Regions from separate parts of the Homo sapiens genome. Here region 1 is linked to region 2. The links are chromatin loops, found by intact Hi-C in ENCODE. Cell type or tissue: PC-9. All regions are shown on one strand.

Region 1 (2,500 bases), 440 kb after region 2:
ACTTGGTTTCCAGTTGTTTTTTTTTTTTAGGATTTCAGATAAGGGATGGGAGCCTGCTTTCTAGGTCCGGCTCTCCTGCCTTGGGGGTGGGCTGAGGAGGCATTTTTTTCTTCCAGCATGGAAGGCGCAGCATATAGATAGGTCCATAGATCCCTCTTGTGCCTAACTATGTAAGTAGCAGGTCCTGATTTTTATTTAATAATTATTAGTGTTACCAAAATGATGCTCTGTCACTTTAAAAGAAATCAAACAAAAAGATTGCTTAAAAAAGGAGAGTCTCCTACACCCTCTGCACAGCCCCACCCTTCCCCCATCAGTCAGTCCATTGGGGTTTCTGTGCATTTGCACACATACATACGGGTAAGCAGTGTAAAACTGGTTGGCTTTGTGGATTTTTTTTTTATAACACAATTGGGGCTATGCTAGACATTACTGTTGCCCACTCCTCCTGCTCTTTTCCCTGGAGCTCTTCTAGGTCCAAACCCACAGAGCCCTCAGGTTCCTATAACAGGGATGCAGAGTCCTCCAGAGAAAACGGGGTACAAATCTCTTTGTAAGGACCTCTTTGAACCCCCAGGAGAAGGTCTCTGAATTTGAAGAAAGGATTTAAGGCCCCTCCAGAAACGGGCTGCTTTATTACAGGGTCGTTATCCCCTCCCCAAAATCTCCCTTCCTGGGGCCCTGGAGCCATTTTTTTAGGAGGGAGATTTCTAAGATCACTTCCAAGGAAAGTTTCCTCCGTCATTTAAATACAGTTCAGAAATGCTGGGTGAGACAAAGTTAAACAGCATGGCTCCAGCTATAACCCCCAGACAAGCAGGGGAATGACTGAAGGAGAAAAGATGTCCTCCAGTAGCTGCTGGCAGAGGGGTGGGTGCTGGGGCAGGGGACCAGGCTGTCTTGCTGTTCCCTGGGTGATGGGGGTGGTTTTGATGGTCTAGGAAAGGGCTTTTAGTCTTTTTTACCATTGTCTGGTGCACTGCCCCCAGAGTTCCTGCCCGAAACGGGTGTGCTTATGTCCTTCCCAGGTCCCCTTTACTGACTGCTGCATCCACCCCCCACCTGCTGGGTTGGCTGCCCAGTTGAGCCACCCTCAGATGACTGGAGGTGCCTGCGAAGCTATACCTTTTCTCCTCTTATGTCCAAGTGTTGCCAGATAAAATACAGGATGCCCAGTTAAATGTTAATTTCAGATAAACAACAAATACATTTTTAGTATAAAGATGTCCCACTCATTGTTTATCTGAAACTCAAATTTAACTGGGAATTCTGTATTTTTGCTTGTTTTTGCAGAGAAAAAACAAACAAGATAGGTGTGGTCCACAGCTCCCTCTTGTGCCTAACTACGTAAGTAGCAGGTCCTGATTTTTTATTTAATAATTATTAGTGTTACCAAAATGATGCTGTCACTTTAAAAGAAATCAAACAGCCGGGCACGGTGGCTCACACCTGATCCCAGCACTTTGGGAGGCCGAGGCAGGCAGATCATCTGAGGTCGGGAGTTAAAGACCAGCCTGACCAACATGGAGAAACCCTGTCTCTACTAAAAATGCAAAATTAGGCCAGGCGCAGTGGCTCACTCCTGTAATCCCAGCACTTTGGGAGGCCGAGGCAGGCAGGTCATCTGAGGTTGGGAGTTAAAGACCAGCCTGACCAACATGGAGAAACCCTGTCTCTACTAAAAATGCAAAATTAGCCAGGCGTGGTGGCGCATGCCTGTAATCCCAGCTACTCTGGAGGCTGAGGCAGGAGAATTGCTTGAACCCAGGAGGTGGAGGTGGAGGTGAGCAGAGATCGGGCCATTGCACTCCAGTCTGGGCAACAAGAGCGAAACTCCGACTCAAACAAAACAAAACAAAACGAAAAACAAAAAACAAATTAGCCCCGTGTGATGGTGCATGCCTGTAATCCCAGTTACTTGGGAGGCTGAGGCAGGAGAATAGCTTGAACCTGGGAGACAGAAGTTGCAGTGAGCTGAGATTGTGCCATTGCACTCCAGCCTGGGCAACAAGAACAAAACTCTGTCTCAAAAAAAAAAATCAAACAAAAAGATTGCTGAAAAAATGAAAGTCTCTTACACCCTCTGCACAGCCCCACCCTTCCCCCATCAGTCAGTCCACTGGGATTTCTGTGCATTTGCACACATACATACGGGTAAGAACTCCTGGGTTCAAGCAATCCTCCTGCCTCAGCCTCCAAAAGCACTGTGATTACAGACATGAGCCGCCGTGCCTGGCCTATCCTATATTTTTATTTGCTAAATCTGGCAACCCTATAGGTAGCAGCCAATGACACCTATAGAAGGCTTGGCCCCCTTGCCTCAAAGCCTAGAAGCTTCCTTAGTATCATTTATGCTCCAGGACTCCCCATGGGATCCAGCTGAGGCTAGACTCAGCTGAATCTGTTACTGAAACACCAAGTGTTGCTTCTAGGTCCTGCTGCTCACCAAAGAGAAAGCTAATCACTGAAACAATGAATATTGCCAGGGAAGAAGGCTTTC
Region 2 (2,500 bases):
ACACTGAGGATCAAATTTCAACATTGAGGCTTGGGGGACGAACATCCAAACTATAGGCAGAGAGGTCTTTTTGAATAGTGATTGTACTGTCATCTCGTTACTAAATAATTTTGTTTAAAATTTCAGAATGTTAACATGATAGAACTTCAAAATTGAAATGATAGTAATTTTAGGGAAAAATCTTACTTCCCTCTTTAAAAATACGATTTTTTTTTCCACATTGACCCTTTACCTCTGTGTGTACTGAGCCTACTTGCTTCCTCCAAGTTTCTCTCTCCTGGGTGTTATGGAGGAATAACCCAATGCAGATAATTTTTGACATCAAGCCTTTGTCTTTATCATCTTTACTGGTTTAGAAATGTCAGGTTAGCCGGGCGCAGTGGCTCATGCCTGTAATCCCAGCACTTTGGGAGGCCAAGGTGGGCTGATCATCTGAGGTCAGGCGTTCGAGACCAGCCTGACCAACATGGAGAAACCCCGTCTCTTCTAAAAATACAAAATTAGCTGGGTATGGTGGCGCATGCCTGTAATCCCAGCTACTTGGGAGGCTGAGGCAGGAGAATCACTCGAACCCGGGAGGCGGAGGTTGCCTAGGCAACAAGAGTGAAACTCCATCTCAAAAAAAAAAAGAAAGAAAGAAATGTCAGGTTTACAGATAATGTTCTGTAGAACATTTCTTTTCTACAGAACAAACTTTTCTTAGAAGTTTAAGTGAATAAAGGCATTCCTGGGGCTCGCTCTTAAAACAGAGTTAGGTTTGTTAAATAACTGAATTTTCTTATTTTTCTAGGTAGCAGAGGGAAAACAAGAGGAAATCCAACAGAAGGGACAGGCTGAGAAAAAAGAATTACAACATAAAATAGATGAAATGGAAGAAAAAGAACAGGAGCTCCAGGCAAAAATAGAAGCTTTGCAAGCTGATAATGATTTCACCAATGAAAGGCTAACAGCTTTACAAGGTAAGTAGCTAATCCAGAAATTGATTTTATTTTATTTTTTTTCTTGTTATCTGTGAAATATCTTTTTTTTTTTTGGACTTTTATTTACAGTACGGTTAGAACATCTTCAGGAGAAAACTCTTAAAGAATGCAGCAGCTTGGGTAGGTGGCATCCATATTTCTTACTTAAACCTGAATTTTATCCTTAAACTTTTGACCTTGTTTACTGTCTCACACTGCATTTTTTAAGGGATGTTTTATGTATTAGGTATAAAGTATCTATATTCTTTTAGAAAATTTTCTTTAAAAATATGCTTGATTGCCACCAGTGGGCACCATTGTTTTCCTTGAGATGAGTGAAATTTCTGCTCTGAGATCTTCTACCTCGGGATATTTAAATAAGAAAAGTACATGAACAGCAGGATCCCTTTTAAAGTGTTCTATACAATCTTAATCTTAGGAATGCAGAATGCCATGGTTACACTTGAGACCACATTTAAAGTAATACTTCTTTGATCAGGCAATGATATACTGTCTTAATCCTAGGGATACAAGTTGATGACTTCTTACCTAAAATAAATGGGAGCACAGAAAAAGGTAGTGTAAAAAACTTAAATATATATATACTTTTTATGATATCATTTTAGTATTTAAGCAGGATAAGGAGTTCAGGGTTTTAAGTGTTTGGAATGAAAAGCATGCTCTCACAGATCATTGAACCCCATCATTTAAAAATCAAGCTTTCCTTTATTTTGTAAGAGTTGATGCTGTGATCAATTCTTAGATATCCCTTGTTATATGGAAATTTCAATTACTCAAATCAGAAAATTATTAAGTTCACCTTTAGCAATATATAATATAGATCTTTTTCCCCACTCTGTTTTTCGAAGAGCTGTACTACCATTTTGTTTCATCAAGTTCTGCCTCCAGTGATACTTGACCCCCATTTAAAACATTCGAGTTTATTTAACAGCTTATTGAGCCCTTGGACATATCATAGAAACTACTTTGTTTATCCATCTGTTTCATTGATCAGAGAGAACAGGGTCAGTTTTTTCTGCCATCAGAAAAATCTTTTATTAGTTGTTGGTTCTGTGACCCTTCTTTCTGGACAGCGTGGGTTCTCTCTTGCCAAAAACATATAGCCACTATTGGTTTTCCTGTCACTACACGGGGTACTTTTTACCCAGTGACCTCTATTATCCTTCAGTCTTGAAGATCCCTAGTCATTCTCCTTCTCTCCCCTTCCATCTAACATTAATTGAGCACCAACTATGTGCCAGACCCTGCGCTAGGTGCTTGGAGTACAGTAGAAATTAAACTCTTTTCTGTGTTTACCAATCTATGTGCCTTTCATCTCAGTTTTCTACAGAAGTTAGTCGAAGATATCAGAGTTGATACCCAGAACTTATTAAATATTTTTTCCCTTAGCCAGGCATTGTGGTGTGCGCCTGTAGTCCCAACTACGTGGGAGGCTGAGGTGGGAGGGTCAGCTGAGCCCAGGAGGTTGAGGCAGCAGTGAGCCATAATTGTGCCACTGCACTCCAGCCTGGGTGACGAGC

The links. Peaks named below come from ENCODE experiments on the same cell type or tissue, not always from the same donor. Only the 100,000 strongest peaks of a DNase experiment are listed, where the experiment ranks them.
Region 1: it touches region 2 in a loop (13-fold over the local background); 3 of 110 quality-filtered maps call a loop at or near these places.

Annotation. Positions count from the first base shown.
Region 1 is chr3:58,298,974-58,301,473 of GRCh38, forward strand. No RefSeq gene overlaps it. Among named protein-coding and RNA genes, the nearest start is that of RPP14, 6.0 kb to the right of the region's middle. In PC-9, CTCF peaks have their summits at 1,265 and 1,468; no DNase peak of the experiment used is centred here.
Region 2 is chr3:57,863,758-57,866,257 of GRCh38, forward strand. SLMAP (sarcolemma associated protein) reads left to right here. Exons shown (of 25, transcript NM_001377540.1): 11 at 791-959; 12 at 1,050-1,100; 13 at 1,485-1,535. Among named protein-coding and RNA genes, the nearest start is that of SLMAP, 110 kb to the left of the region's middle. In PC-9, CTCF peaks have their summits at 1,258 (motif pointing right) and 1,463; no DNase peak of the experiment used is centred here; H3K27ac peaks cover 691 bases.